Linked DNA regions of Homo sapiens: region 2 is linked to region 1. Evidence: read pairs that join two places in POLR2A ChIA-PET (ENCODE). Cell type or tissue: GM12878. All regions are shown on one strand.

Region 1 (5,000 bases):
TAACAAAATACTATTTATGTGTTGCTGTCTTTCTCAGCACTGGGTATTTCATGTTTATGTCATAATGGACATTATATTTTACATTTGTATCATCACAGAATTATGTAATGAGACAAGGTTACATAACCAAAAAACTCATGAAAAAGGTGTTCCCTTAACTGTCACTTGAAATATGTAAACCTGTTCTTTCCATGACCAAAATCTGAGTTTAATGTAGAAGAAAAACCTCACAGGAACATGGAAGAATTACACTATAACCTTGCAGTGGGAAAAGCCTGTGATTCAAAATCTGGAAGGTGTAAGAGCAAAGATGGATAAGTTCAACTATATTTAACAAAAAACTTCTGCATGGCCAAAACAAACAAACAAATAAACAAACAGAAACATCCTAAGTCAAAAGACGAGGGACAAACTGGGGAAAATATTCTTACTGGTGTCACAGACCAGGAGCCAACAGAAATTGGTAAGAAAAAGGCCAACATACGATGGAAAATGGCTGCAGAATATGAACAGATAGTTCACAAAAAAAAGAAAATTGAAAACGCTCTTTTTTTTTTTTTTGAGACAAAGTTTTGCTCTTGTTGCCCAGGCTGCAGTGCAATGGCGCCATCTTGGCTCACCACAACCTCCGCCTCAAGCAATTCTCCTGCCTCAGCCTCCCAAGTAGCTGGGATTACAGGCATGTGCCACCCCGCCCAGCTAATTTTGTATTTTTAGTAGAAATGGGGTTTCACCATGTTGGTCAGGCTGGTCTCAAACTCCTGACCTCGTGATCCACCCGCCTCGGCCTCCCAAAGTGCTGGGGTTACAGGCGTGAGCCACCGTGCCCAGCCAAAAGGCTCTTAAACAAAAAAAAGGTATTCCCCTTCACTCACAATGAGAGAAATACAATAGCTGACAACATCTATCAAAATCAGTCCAGTAATTCCATTTCTGGGAATTTACCCTACAAATAGATTTGACATCATAGTGCTATTTGTAAAAGCGGAAACTACCTAAATGACCAGAAAACTAGTTAAATAAACCATGGTATGCACACAACAGAATATTAAATAGTTATAAGAAAAATAGAGAAGTTTTATTAAGTGAAAAGAATAGTATGAATAGTGCCATTTTGTGAAGAAAAAGAAAGAAAAATAATATCTACTCCTATCTGCTTATCTACAGTTAAGAAACTCAAAGAAATAACAGAACTGAAGTAATGGTTATCTTTGAGTGGAGGAAGTGGACAAGTAAGGCTATGGGGTGGGAGGAAGCCACTGCACTGTGTCTTTCATACTCTTTTATTTCTTTTCACTTTTACACCATGTGAATGAATTACTCAAAAGAGCAATTTAAAAACACATGTACTCACATACAGCTTTGAATGACCAGCTCACCATAATTTCAGTTCAAAAACAGAGCCAAGGCTGGGCACAGTGGCTCACACCTGTAATCCCAGCACTTTGGGAGGCTGAGGCAGGAGGATCGCTCGGGGCCAGGAGTTTGAGACCAGCCTGGGCAACACAGCAAAACCCCATCTCTATTTTAATTTTGTTAATTAATATTTTAAAAAAACAAAAGAAGAGTCAACACACTGCATTCTCATTACTCTATGAAATTCTCACTTCCTTTTTTTCTCTGAATTTATCAGTTCCATCAGTCTCTCTTCTGTTCCTGGCAGAGGAGAGGAAGGCAGCCTTACCGAGCCCTCCTCCAGTGCCCGGCGCAGGTCCTGCAGATCCGCCTCGGGACACCAGACCTCAGCAATGAGGCACTTGTTGGTCACGTCAAAGCTGCACATGTTCAGCATGTGATAGATGGCCTTCATTTTCTTCACCTGGATCACACGGCTGTAGACAGACTCGGCGGCTTTACATAGCACTTGCCTCAAATAGTCCTCGGTTTTGTGCAGTACCTGGGGAAGAACAACAGGGGCTTTCAGTGGAGTGGGCATGTTTTTGTTTCTGTCCACCTGGCACCCGACTTCCCTTAGAGGACTTTCTCCCCATTGACAGAGGATCATTCCAGGCACCTGCCTATCCTGGTGGCAGCTAAGGGAGCCATTCCTTCCTTCTCCCTGCCCCTAGTACCACTCGGAGGTGGGCAGAAAAATCTAAGCCCAATCAATCAGATGCCCTCTTTTGGGAGGTTGCCTCTGGAGAACATGACCCTAGGGCACAGGAAATGGTTAGACGTCATTGTCACTGCGGCAGCGTGATGGCCTACCAGGATCCAGCAAGCTCCCTGGGTTCCTACCCATTCCCAAGCTTGGCCTCACCCCTGTCAACCCTGTGAGCCACCAACGCCCATCCCATCCTACCAAGAAATCCTCTCGCTTAACTGAGTCAGAAGGACACTTCATGCCAACAAGAACCCTCACTGTCATCAAGAGAAAAATGAATTTAAATCCTACTGGTAAAATAATGCCCTCACCATGTTAACTGGAGCTGGCTTGTCTTTTGTGATCAAGAATTACAATCCAGACCGGGGGCGGTAGCTCACACCTGTAATCCCAGCACTCTGGGAGGCCGAGGCGGGTGGATCACGAGGTCAGGAGATCGAGACCAACCTGGCCAACATGGTGAAACCCCGTCTCTACTAAAAATACAAAAAAATTAGCAGGGTGTGGTGGCGCATGCCTATAATCCCAGCTACTTGGGAGGCTGAGGCAGGAGAATTGCTTGAACCTGGGAAGCAGAGATTGCAGTGAGCTGAGATGATCGCACCACTGCACTCCAGCCTGGCAACAGAGCATGATTCCACCTCAAAAAAAAAAAAAAAAAAAAAAGAATCACAATCCAGGCTGAGCATGGTGGCTCACACCTGTAATCCCAGCACTTTAGGAGGCTGAGGTGGGCGGATCATTTGAGGTCAGGAATTTTAGACCAGCCTGGGCAACATGGCGAAACTCTGTCTCTACTAAAAATACAAAAATTGGCCGGGCATGGTGGTGCGTGACTGTAATTCCGGCTACTTGGGAGGCTGAGGCAGGAGAATCGCTTGAACCCAGGAGGCAGAGGTTGCAGTGAGCTGAGATTATGCCACTGCACTCCAAGCCTGGGCGACAGAGCGAGAGCCTGTCTGAAAAAGAAAAATGAATTACCATCCAACATATCAAAGGTGACCACAGAATCTTTTTTTAAAGCCTTGTCATTACTACTCAGGTTCCTAACAAGTTGCTAAAATAAAACTTCCATGGGGAGGAGGGAGGGAAGCAACATTCCAATCTCACTAGAACATCTTGATTTGTCTACGACCAATATTATCTATGTTAAAAAAGAGAGAAAATATACGTGTAAATGTTTGGCAGCCCTCAGATAAAGAGGCAATCCACTTCCAGCTTACTCACAGTGTAGAGATCCTGGATGCGGGTGTTCAGCCCCTCCTGGATCTCCCTCCGCTCCTCGGCTGTGTTTGGATAGGGGTACACGTGGCAGTGGTAGCTGGAAGACAAGAGTTGAACACAGTCTCACATCTGTCAGCACTAGAACTAAACACGTTCACCTCCCCGGCACATCTTCTGGCAAAACGGAATGAAAGCAGCCGTTTGGGAGACACGGGTGCAGATGCAGTCATCTGCCCTTGGTCGGGCTGTGCATACAGATGCTCAACAAGCACCTGCTGAGTGAGATAAATTTAGCAAACTCCCTCTGGGATCCAAATTCCACTCCTGCCCTCAATGATTCCTGGAAGCTCATTCCCAATTCCAGCTTCCTAAAATTCAACAATGTCCTTGGGCTGGGAATCACTGAACAGGTTTAAACACAAACACAAAGACACACACAGACACACAACAGACACACACAGACACACACACACACACACACACACGAAAACAAAAGGAGAAAAGAGCTCTGGCTTCCTAGCAGTTGCCTTTGACAGGTCCTCTCAGGGCCACTCAGCCACTCGGCACCCAGACTGCACGAGGGAATGACGAGCTGTGTCCCCAAACTGCAGCCATTCCCGGACCACCTTCATATGTTAACACCATACCTTTATTTTTCTTTAAGTTCTGCCTTTGAAAAATTAAATACCTATTCTAGCCTTATCCTAAGCAACAATATCTGTGAAATCATGGGTTTGCTGAGCTGGGTATAGTTTTTTAATCTGCAGTAAAACAAATATCTATCTATGAAAATAAAAGGTTTATCCAGGTGACACCTGAAATTACTTTCTATTCCACCAATTGAGAACCAAATTCTAGTAAACAGAAAATGCCCAAACCCCCCTCCACCCTGCAAGAAACAAGGCAAGCTGAGTTGTCCATGGGGGGAAGAAAGCAAAGGAGTTTTCTGACTTTGTTTGGCTTTTGCTTATGTTCCCATTTGCTGACAGGAGTTAAGTCACAGATTATTGTTGTACCACAACTCAAAATTACTGATGGCTTATGCCGAACTGATGTCTTTTACCTGATCATTTCATTTAGTCCTAAAAGACCTATAAGAAAGCAATCACTCTCCCCTTTTACAGATGAAGAAACTGAGGCTTGGTCACTTGTCCAAGTGAGTCCAGTGAGACAGCGACACAGGGAGGCTCTGCATCCAGACAGGCCCCTGAGCGCCTCCTCCTCACCACACGCCACACCCCTGCCCCAGGGTACCCAGGACAGAAGAGATGCACATGCTCAGTGATGACAGGTAAGCCCGACTGGTAGCTCAAAGCAACATGAAGTCACAACATATAAAAACTTTATTCCTTTTTCAACCAATCTGAAGCCCTGATCTCCAAGGAAAAAAGTCAATTCTGGGAATATTATTAACACAGTCTCTACTTTTAAATTATTTTAAGTAATGCATTGGTAAGAGAGATGACAAATTAAATGTTTAAGAACTTGGCAGTGCAGCAAAGAATCATATAACAAAAACTAGCAGCCACTCTATTTCTGACTCCAGAGGGATGTTGAAGGAAAACTAGAGGTGACTGAATATAAAGACATAAATGAAATGAAATGTTTCTTTTTCTTACCAATCACATATCTTCTTAACCTTGTGGCCAATCTGCTCTCCCCAAAAGGATAT
Region 2 (5,000 bases), 390 kb before region 1:
AATAGGCAGGAAGATCACTTGAGCCCAGGAGGTCAAGGCTACAGTGAGCCAAGATCACGCCACTGCACTACTCCTGCCTGGGTGACAGAACGAGACCCTCCCTCAAAAAAAAAAAAAAAAAAAAAAGCAAATTCTGTTGTTTGAAATAAGATTCAACAACAACCAGTAATTTCATGAATTCCAAGTGGCAGGTATCATTCAACCCTTAGATCTAGAAAAAACCCATTTCCTACAATGCTGCCAGCCTTGTGTTTCTCCATAATTTTTCAGGAATAATTTTTAGTGTAAGTATAACCCATGCAATATATGGGACATTCTTATACCAAAAAATTATTTAAATGGGATATACTTATGTTACACAATTATTTGTTGTTCCTCTGAAATTCGAATTCACCTGGGCATCCTGTATTTTAATTTACTAAATCTACACAGTCCTAGGAAGCAGAATCTGCAGGAAAAATAGGAGAGAGGAGCTTATTTTCCGTGTTGGATTTTTCTGCACTGTTCAAATTATCAAGCATTAAAAATTTTAGTGGATTTTAAAAAATATAAACAGGGCCAGGCATGGTGGCTCATACCTGTAATCCCAGCACTTAGGGAGGCCGAGGCAGGCAGATTGCTTAAGCCTAGGTGTTTGAGGTCGGGTTGGGCAACATGGTGAAACCCTGTCCCTACAAAAAAAATTTTAAAACAATTAGCCAGATATGGAGGCATAAACCTATAGTTCCAGCTACTCTGGAGGCTGAGGTGGGAGAATCGCTCGAGCTTGGGAGGCAGAGGTTGCAGTAAGCCACAACACACCACTGCACTCCAGCCTGGGCGACAGAGCAAGACCCTGTCTCAACAACAACAAAATGTAAACAGGGATTATGGGAGATATGGACCATTTTTGTTTATTTTGTTTTCTTCTTTGTTCTTCGTAATTTATAAAAATCTCTTGGCCAGGCGTGGTGGTTCACGCCTGTAATCCCAGCACATTGGGAAGCCGAGGCGGGCAGATCACCTGAGGTCGGGAGCTCAAAACCAGCCTGACCAACATGGAGAAACCCCGTCTCTACCAAAAATACAAAATTAGACAGCCGTGGTGGCACATGCCTGTAATCCCAGCTGCTGGGGAGGCTAAGGCAGGACAATCGCTTGAACCAGGAAGGCGGAGGTTGCAGTGAGCCGAGATCGCGCCATTGCACTCCAGCCTAGGCAACAAGAGCGAAACTCCGTCTCAAACAAACAAACAAAAAATCTCTTAAATGTTATGTACATATTTTTGAAGTTTAAACAATTCAGCCCAATACCAGTAGAAAAGAAAGGCAATAAGGAAGCACTTTTCAGGCTGATGGGCAGAGAGAAGAAAGGGTTAAAGTCTTACGTGGAAAATGACCTGAAAATGAAGCCCTTTGAATAGTCAATGAATTGAAAGAAAATCCCAGAGATGGAAGCCAAGCCAAAGCATGGCAAGAGAGAAGTGGAAACGGGGGAATACTTGTCAGGTGGCCTGCGCGCTGGACTCCACGTTTCATTTTAACCATCCCTGCATGCTCCCAGGTTGTTGGGGTTTTTTTTAAAATTACTCTTGTGCCACAAATGAAATTCCTCTCTTTTTCAAAGTAGAAATCATAAGATGTGCTCCCATTCCTATCATTCTGGTTTTAATACTATTATTGCACAATTAATCTTAATTATTAATCTTCATATTAATCTTAACTATTAATCTTAATAATTAATCTTTGGAATAGAGACAATAGTGAATCAATGACACTTTTAGTGACTGTGTAATCCGTACATTTATGAATTAAAAAAAAATTTTTTTTTTTTTGGAGACAGGGTCTCACTCCAGTTACCCAGGCTGGAGTGCAGTGGCACATTTATGAATTAAAAAAAATTTTTTTTTTTTTTGGAGACAGGGTCTCACTCCAGTTACCCAGGCTGGAGTGCAGTGGCACAATCACGGCTCACTGCAGCCTCAACTTCCTGGGCTCAGGTGATCCTCCTGCCTCAGCCTCCTGAGTAGCTGGGACTACAGGCACACACCATCACGCCCGACTAATCTTTTGTATTTTTAGTAGAGATGGGGCCTCACTATGTTGCCCAGACTGGTCTGGAACTCCTGGGCTCAAGTGATCCTCCTGCCTCAGCCTCTCCAAAGTGCCAGGATTACAAGCGTGTGAGCCACCACACTCAGCCTGGTTCACACTTCTACTCCGTTCCCTGTAGCTCGGAACATGGCCCGGATCCTTCCTGGAGACCTCCCGGGGCCAGTGCTGACACCCAGCAATGAAGAGGTGGAGAGCCTGCTTCAAACCACAGACAGGGCTGGGCATACCCAGCTTGCCTCTCTTCAACACCAGACACATCAGTTTCTGGCTCCATCAGCAAACTACAGGCATCTGAAAAAGGGAAGAAAGTGGCCTCCGGGTTGACATACCCAAGGTAGAGAAGAAGTACTACACCAGCTTAAGAGCCCAGACCCTGAAGCCAGGCCTCCTGGTCCACATCCTGCACCACCATGACTGGCCCTGTGACCTCGGGGAGGTGAAATTAATAGCACCTGTCTCATAGGGCAATGGATTAATCCATGGGGAGCTATTAGGACAAGGGTGTGTTCTGAGCGCTGGATAAACGTTAGCTGTTCCTATTATTGAAGCCAAACAGGCCATCTTCTTTGGCAATCCTCAACAGAAAAAGTCAGAGGAAAATTGGATTATTTTCCATGCTGGGCTCGGCAAAGCAGCACTTCTCGTCCCGCCAACACTGCAGCACAAGGAGTCCGCTTGAGGAATATGTGCCATTTCCTTTAATTTGATCATTCATGGCCCTCGGTCACCTTCCACTTCTTATTCATTTGGTAACCAGGAGGCTTCCATCCACCTTTGGGAGGCAAGTGAAGGGGTAGGAAAGAGACAGCTGCAACTAGTTTGTGCCGCGCAGCTACTGGGGAAGCAGAAAGGCCAAGCTGACCATCGTTTGGTTTCCTCTTATGACTCACGCCAGGTGCTAAATGAAAACATCCAAGAAACGTGGCCAGAACCCACGTGTTCTTAAGAAGGGGTTAAATAAGGGTGGTGTGGCTGAGATGTAGAGTAGTTTTACCCAACATATGGCAGATTTCAAAGCTCCCAGATGTGGTCAGAGAAATGAATACTGGACGTCTGTGTAATAGGGTGATTCCAAGACAAGGCTCTAAGCCTAAGGCACCAGGTTCTAATCTTGATTCTCCCACTTTCCAGTTATGTGATGTTGGGACCCATATTTATCCTCTACAACAGCCCTGTCCCAGAGAACTTTGCGGTGATGGAAATGATCAGCGCCTGTGCTGTCCAATACGGTAGCCAACAGCCACATGTGTATGGCTTAAGGTGTTGTCTAATGCCACAGTTTGATTAACTCATCTTAATTAGTCAATGTATTTAAACATCAATGGTCACATATGGCTCGAGGTTACCATATTGAACAACACTGCTCTATAAGCTTCTGTTTTCCCTCATCTGTAAAATGAGGAGAGTCATAGTATCTACTTCATAGAGTTAGATGAGACCAGAGTAGGTACTGGGCAAAGCTACTGGTGAGCACTTAATACATGCCATTATCAAGAGTAATGGTATTTGATACACAATAGTCTCTCTCCTCCCTGCCCACATCTTCCTTCTTCTCCTATGGCCAGCTCACTCCATATCTTTGGGATTCACCCTGTGGTAGGCAGAATACTGGTCCTACCCCACAGATATCCACATCCTAATTCTGGGAAGCTGCAAATAGGTTACATGGCAAGGGGCAATTAAGGTTACATGTGAAATTAAGGTTGTCAATTAGTGGACATTAAAGTGAGGAGATTGGCCAGGTGCGGTGGCTCACACCTGTAATCCCAGCACTTTGGGAGGCCAAGGCAGGTGGATCACCTGAACCCAGGAGTTTGAGACCAGCCTGGGCAACATGGAGAGACCTCATCTCAACTAAAAATACAAAAATTAGCCAGGCATGGGGGCACACACCTGTAGTTACAGCTATTTGGGAGACTGAGGTGCTAGGATCACCTAAGCCTGGGAAGTCGAGGCTGCAGTGAGCCCTGATCATGCCGCTGCACTCTAGCCTGGGTGACAGAGAGAGAGCCTGTCTCAAAATAATAATAATAATGAGATTATTCTGGAGTATGCAGGTGAACACAATGTAGTCACAAGAGTCCCTAAAAGATGGATGAGGGAGGCAGAAGAGAAGCTTAAAGTGATGAGGCATCAGAAAGACTCAAATGGGGGAGGGGGCCACGAGCCGAGGAATGCAGGTGGCTTCAAGAAGGGGGAAGAGGCAAGAAATAGGTCCTCCTCGGGAGCTTCCAAGGGGAATGCAGCCCTGCTGACCCCTTGACTTTAGCCCATGAGGCCCATTTCAGAGCTCACACCTCAGACCTCCAGCACTCTGAGATAATAAATGAGTGTCGTCCGAAGCCACTAAGCTTGTGGTGATTTATTACAGCAGAAGCAGGAAACCAGCACAAGCCCTGGCTTGCTCATTCTGTGAAAACCGTGCTCATCAGGGCCCGGTGAACTCCAGCCGTGCATGCTTTGTATTTGACTGCTCAATGCCACGGTTAATAGCAAACCTATAAATCAAAAAGCCTGAAAGACTTATTCAAAATATCTTTTCTGCAAAGGAAAAAAAGAAAGGATCTGTGTTCCATGCTATTTTCAAAGTCCTATTTATATGTTTCAATTCTGTTCTTCTCTAAATGGTGCACAGCAAATTATAGTACTCAGTGAGCACCCTCGAGAGGACTCTGGGGTTACAATGAAAATAAACTGACAGTGGGCGTATATTTTTCCTTGCAGTGGTGTGTCTCTTTCATTGCCAAACTGCTCTCCCTTTCTGAGCCACCCCTCTAAGGAAATAAGGCCATTTTGGGGTATCTTGGCTGCCCAAAAATGATATCCTCAGGATGACAAGCGAGATGGTGGTGTTTGTAGCCAGCCCTACGGAACCTGGCCGGACTCTGGGGAAGGGGAGGTCAAACC

Evidence for each region. Peaks named below come from ENCODE experiments on the same cell type or tissue, not always from the same donor. Only the 100,000 strongest peaks of a DNase experiment are listed, where the experiment ranks them.
Region 2: POLR2A ChIA-PET joins it to region 1 with 7 read pairs; 2 of 35 experiments call an interaction of 5 or more read pairs at or near these places.

Annotation. Positions count from the first base shown.
Region 1 is chr12:123,733,956-123,738,955 of GRCh38, reverse strand. ATP6V0A2 (ATPase H+ transporting V0 subunit a2) reads right to left here. Exons shown (of 20, transcript NM_012463.4): 7 at 4,948-5,000; 8 at 3,332-3,425; 9 at 1,685-1,897. Among named protein-coding and RNA genes, the nearest start is that of ATP6V0A2, 24 kb to the right of the region's middle. In GM12878, no CTCF peak of the experiment used is centred here; no DNase peak of the experiment used is centred here; H3K27ac peaks cover 1,799 bases.
Region 2 is chr12:124,125,138-124,130,137 of GRCh38, reverse strand. The region is part of intron 2 of ZNF664-RFLNA (ZNF664-RFLNA readthrough); the gene reads right to left. Among named protein-coding and RNA genes, the nearest start is that of ZNF664-RFLNA, 150 kb to the right of the region's middle. In GM12878, no CTCF peak of the experiment used is centred here; DNase peaks (open chromatin) are centred at 3,007 and 4,507; H3K27ac peaks cover 925 bases.